Linked DNA regions of Homo sapiens: region 2 is linked to region 1. Evidence: chromatin loops called from intact Hi-C (ENCODE). Cell type or tissue: mammary epithelial cell. All regions are shown on one strand. Each heading gives the region's core, and the rest is flanking DNA. Links, peaks and the distances in the headings are about the cores only.

Region 1 (2,918 bases), core at 274-2,773:
AAATCTTAGTGAGAGGTTAACCTAACAGGTAGGAAGCCTTGTCTGAGCCCAGCAGCTCATGAATTATTGAACACAATGCCTATGAAGTCTTTTTCCCTGTACTATTTTTCTGGTCCAAATTCAAAATTTATCATGCTGTCCTGCTAATCTTTTTGTATGTGAACTCCTAGGACCTCCTCTGTAGCCATCCTCACCTCTGCATAATTAGCTTATTGCCAGTCTCTCTGAGTCCACGGTGAGTCATATTCTGTATGTTTATCACTCTCTGAGGCTACATCTTAGTTGTTCTATGATGTAGTGAGTTAGGGGTTACACAGAACTCTGGGATGTGGCTAATATCAAAGGACTGAAAGGAATCTTAAAAGGTCTTTAATCTATCTCCCTGGCCCTATGCTGGCCTGACCTCCATCCACATTAGAAAGAAAGTTATCCACCCTTTTCTTAAATTTTCCTAGCAGAAAAGGTCCCTGGATAAAGCCTTAAAGCCTGTCTAGTCTCTAAGTTACCCAAGTTTATCCTAATTTACTCCCCTCCCTAACTCTTCACATCAAATATCCCCAGGTATTTCTCACCAACCCTACTGCTGGAGCCTGTTTTTTGTAACTTATTCCCTAAGATTCAACTTAATGGAGACTCATAATTTATACCCAAGCAAGCTGTGCCTCTGGACAGAGTCAGAAATTGCCTAACAAGAGGATCACCTGAGGTCAGGAGTTCAAAACCAGCCTGACCAACATGGTGAAACCCTGTCTCTACTAAAATTACAAAAATTAGCTGGGCATGGTGGCATGCGCTTATAATCCCAGCTACTCAGGAGGCTGGGACAGGAGAATTGCTTGAACCCAGGAGGTGGAGGTTGCAGTGAGCCGAGATCATGCCACTGCACTCCAGCCTGGGTGACAGAGTGAGACTCTGTCTCAAAAAAAAAAAAGACACTGACTAAGAAATTTCATCAGAATATGCTACATCACTCTTGCTTGAATCATATCACATCTGGTTTACCTCAGAGATCTCTGGCAGGCTACAAAGCCTTTGGAAGAACTCCATTTTTGCCTCTCTCCAAATAGGTTCTGCCTTGAGTCAACATGGGAGGCCATCTTTTATTTCATTTTAAATCAACCTGTTTAATTTGTCTACATTACTCTTGAGGCCCATTCTTGATATTACTCTGTTTTGTTCTACCGAAATGCAGTGGGGGAAGGCATTAGGAAGCTCTCAGAAAAAGTGATTTTTTTGTGTTCCCTGAGCCAATGTTGGGAAGAGTAACAGCCATTCTGTTTGAGTTTTACTCATTTTGAATTACGGTGCTAGAAATCAAAACCCAATCAGTGTGTTTTCACATGAAATGCCTGTACTGCCAGGCCCTCCAGTAGAAGGAGCTGGTGAAACTGGAAAGTTAACGTGACTCACTTCCATGCCTATGCCTGGAGTTGAGGATTCAGTTCTGTAGGCATTGGGCAAAGTGTGGAGAAAAGAACTTTTAAGTACCCGTCTTGTGCATCCCTCAACTTACAAGCCCAAAAGCAGTCACCTCCTCCTAGCACATTGGACCGGATTTTGATATATACAACAGAGCAGAAAGAGAAAAATAAAAGATCACACTGGAACACTGGATTTTTGTGGAGAAAGGAGAGCAAGAGGAAGAGGATTTGAGGCCAGAATCATCATGATAGTTTAGCCTCATTATGCATAGCATCCTAGTAGCCTCAGCTTGTCCTATGACTACAAGCTCAAGACCCTGCATATATATAATTTTCTATTAAGCTATCTTCTCAATTTGCAGGCATATCAAAATATTATATTGATCCCACTATATACTCAGGATTTCTGAGCACTCCTTGAGAAATGCAGTTCCTAAAATATATAAGAGAGATTATAGATTCGGGATGGGGATGAAAGAAAGCAGTATCTTTTACTATGTGAAATACTTTCTAGTGCTTGGTACAAGGCTTTCATCCCAAAATTCTAGATGCTATTTCTAGTCAGAAATGTTATTAGAACTATCTCCTATTGGTAAAGATTTCTATATTCTTATAATGAAAGGTGCAACTAACTGTATCTATAATATTAATACCTACACTATTTACTCTTCATGAGCAGGACATGAGCAAAACAATATTTTGGTATATAAATTCCATTCTCAGAATGATCAAAAATACATTTGTGACTAAATAGGTAAGAATTACTTTCCCAAAGAAAAATAACCCCTCTTTATTGACCATAAAATTATTTTAGTATCAAACTCAGATCCAGTGTCCATTTCCCATCTGTTTTTCCAAAATATAATAAAATACTCAAGGCAGAGGGCATAAGTGACGCAGTGTATAAGGTATCCATTTCAGGCTTTTGAGTAAGATAGCAGATTGAACACAAGCACTTACATCTCTCCCTTGAAAAGCCCTACTCTAACGACAGTAAATGAATTTGTCCAAGAGGACGAAGAGAACAAGAAGAGCCAACAGCCACAAAACGTTGGAAGCTAGAAATCAGACAGATGAATGGTAACTGACTTAGTAGATTCAGGAGAGCTGCATCCTAAGCTGGTTGGAGGGAATGCCAAGAAGCAACCCAGTTCACACTGCAGAAGCCCCAGAAGACTTGGGGATTGGTTACATGTGGGAGCTGTAGAAATGCAGGTGAGGCTAAACCAGAAGTATTGGTTGGAAGATTGCTGAAGAGCAGTTAGCTCCTCAGACCCCTTCCAACTCTCCACAGGTGGTCAACTGCCCCTCCCATACTCTGGAATAAGACTAGAGCTTTATTCTCTGGAAACACTAAAGTCAAGGGCCTCTGGACTGGAAGACACCAAACATAAATGAGGAGAGGAGTATCCTACGGAAACACATGAATGCTAAATGTTGAGGACCCTTCCCTACATGCCCCAGAGTGTTGCCAACCCAGCCTGTACTCTCCTGGCT
Region 2 (2,918 bases), core at 288-2,787, 66 kb before region 1:
ACTTCCAAGATGGTGGCAAGCCTCATGTTCTCTGACCTGGGGTTCTTGGCCTCACGGATTCCAAGGAATGGAATCTTGGGCCATGCAGTGAGTGTTATAGCTCTATTAGAAACCATGGGTCACAGAAGAGAACCGTGGAACCCAGTGACTAGTGTTCAGCTCGATTAGGATGAATCCAGGCATTTAGCCATGCAGGAACAATGGTGAGTCTTTAGCCCAATGGAGAGCGGCAATGGGCGCCTCACTGGATCAGGAGCACAGCGGACACCCTGCCAGATCTGAAGAGATGGAAGTTAGCGGTAGGTCTGCCACGGCGGCAAACAGCAGTGGTGGACAGCAAGTGAAAGCTCAGCTCAAGTCGTAACAAACACAGACCAGAAGAGAGTGCAATTGCAAGATTTAATAGAGTGAAAACAGAGCTCCCAAACAATGGGAGGGGACCCAAAGAGGGTATCCATTGCCGGCTAGAATGCCTGGGTTTACATCCCGATCATTATCCCTCCTGCTGTGCTCTCAGGCGATAGATGATTGGCTATTTCTTTACCTCCTGTTTTTGCCTAGTTAGCATTTTAGTAAGCTCTCTTTCCTACCTGATTGGTCGGGTGTGAGCTAAGTTGCAAGCGCCATGTTTAAAAGCGGATGCAGTCACCTTCCCAGCTAGGCTTAGGGATTCTTAGTTGGCCTAGGAAATCCAGCTAGTCCTGTCTCTCATGCTGACTAATTACAAAGGTGCAATGAAGTTATCTACACCCAAAGAAGAAAATGAGAAGGCCTAGTAACCCGCTCAAGTCTCTCCCATTCTAATAAAATAAATATAGAAACAAACCTCACAGAACACTCATTCCCCTCCAGCTTTCCAGAGCAATCAAATTTCTGTCCTACCTGTGAGAGGCAATTCAACACGATGTCGAAGAGCACAGATCCTGGTGCCAGCCCACCTGAACTTGAAGCTCAAAGCTTTACTAAGCTTCTATTGTATACGTACACATTAGGGGCTATAGAATAAAAGGCAACGACAACTGATTTGAAATTGGACTAAGTGCTTAGCATATACACAGCATCTAAAATCCTCCCACACAATTATAAAGTTATTCCATTATCTTAACTTTACAGAGAAAAAATCAAAATTCAAATTGTTGGTTGTAACGTTGTATAATTGACAATGTTTTTAAAAGTTCCCCTTTAAACATCTGAGGAAATTATGAACAATGAGATAAATGACAAGGCCTTCTAGACACAGAAAGTCAGCTTAAAATGGAGCAAAATATATCCCAATGCATTTGAGATTCTTGTTTTTGATTAAAATAGCATTTCAAATCAGTGGTAAAACACTGGATTACTCAATAAATACAGTGGACTAAAGACTAGACATTTGAAAAAAATTTAAGCTAGATGTTTATCTATACCTTATAGCAAAATAAATCCCAAATGATTAAAGACTGAATCACTTAAAAAAAAAAAAAAGGAACCATAAAAAACCTGAGCAATTGTATTTGTAATTTGTGATTGAAAAGTCACAAAGGGAAATACTAATACATCTGACTAGTAAAAACTTGCCCCCTTCACAAAGTCAAAAGACAAATGGCATACTGGGTAAATGTTTTGTAATATGCCACACAATGAATTATTTTCTGTTTGAATCAAAGAGCTCCTAAAAAAATCAAAAAGAAAAAAAAAGTCAGCAAAGGCCACAAACAAATGGTTTAGGGAAAAATATCAAAGGACTGAAAATTTAGGAGAAAATGCTCATCCTTTCTTATAATTTAAAAAGTGAAAAATTAAAATGAGATTTTATCCACCTCCTATGTATTTGGACTTCACAAAGTTCTGATGGTGATTAGGCAAGAAATTATCACAGAAACAGAAAAGGCTTTCAGTATCAGAGACTACAAAATTAAGTTGCTCTCTGCATATTTGAAGGCTTAAAACTCTAAGAGGGCCGGGCGTAATCCCAGCACTTGGGAGGTTGAGGCAGGAGGATCACCTGTAATCCCAGCACTTTGGGAGGTCGAGGCGGGAGGATCACCTGAGGTCAGGAGTTCGAGACCAGCCTGGCCAACATGGTGAAACCCCCATCTCTACTAAAAGTACAAAAATTAGCCCGGCATGATGGCGTGAACCTGTAGTCCCAGCTGCTCGGGAGGCTGAGACAGGAGAATAGTTTGAACCCAGGAGGCGGAGGTTGCTGTGAGCCAAGATAACGCCACTGCACTCCAGCCTGGGTGACAGAGCGATACTCCACCAAAAAAAAAAAAAGAACTCTAAGGGAACTGAAGATGGCATTGGAATGCTATGTCTGGATTTATGCTCTATTGTTCCATCTTTTCTCCAAGCATTTCACATGATCTTGCCAGAGATTCAAAGCTGTATTTTTGTTAACACCCATATTTGGAATCTTGTATAATTTGTCTACTTAAACTTGTATTAAGACTGATTTGGGGGCTATTAAACTCATAGAGGTGTTAAAACTCTTCAAAGAACAGCAAAAATAATGCAAATGTTAAGTTACTATTGACTTCCGATAAGTGGAAGAAATCAAATTATTCCAAGGAAGGTATTTCTATGATATTTGAGATATGAACATTTTTCTTGTCTGCTTTTGAGAAATTCAGAAAACAACAACTATCTCTCTTGAGAACATGCTTATTAATTCCCTCAGCTCAAGAATCGCTAATGACGCTAATGACTGGGAATGGTTCTAAAAGATCCTTTGAGTTTTAAGGCTTTAATCACTGCTCTCCCAGCATCCACTCTTGGCCCTCATCTTCACTTAATTAATCACCCCCATTAGAGCTCAGCTCAAAGTCATTCCCTCTAAGAAGTTTTCCCTGATGCCCCAAGTTAAGCCAGTTCTTCCATGATTCATCTCCGTTCTTCACACTCCATTTTTCCAGCACTTATTACAATTGTAATTCGAT

The links. A loop is a pair of places that touch in the nucleus more often than their neighbours do. Peaks named below come from ENCODE experiments on the same cell type or tissue, not always from the same donor. Only the 100,000 strongest peaks of a DNase experiment are listed, where the experiment ranks them.
Region 2: a loop joins it to region 1, with 5 times the contacts of the local background. A loop is called at or near these places in 2 of 110 quality-filtered maps.

The regions. Positions count from the first base shown.
Region 1 is chr7:36,580,864-36,583,781 of GRCh38, reverse strand. The region is part of intron 12 of AOAH (acyloxyacyl hydrolase); the gene reads left to right. Among named protein-coding and RNA genes, the nearest start is that of AOAH-IT1, 18 kb to the left of the region's middle. In mammary epithelial cell, for the core only: a CTCF peak has its summit at 1,380 (motif pointing right); a DNase peak (open chromatin) is centred at 1,001.
Region 2 is chr7:36,647,176-36,650,093 of GRCh38, reverse strand. The region is part of intron 4 of AOAH (acyloxyacyl hydrolase); the gene reads left to right. Among named protein-coding and RNA genes, the nearest start is that of AOAH-IT1, 49 kb to the right of the region's middle. In mammary epithelial cell, for the core only: no CTCF peak of the experiment used is centred there; a DNase peak (open chromatin) is centred at 1,453.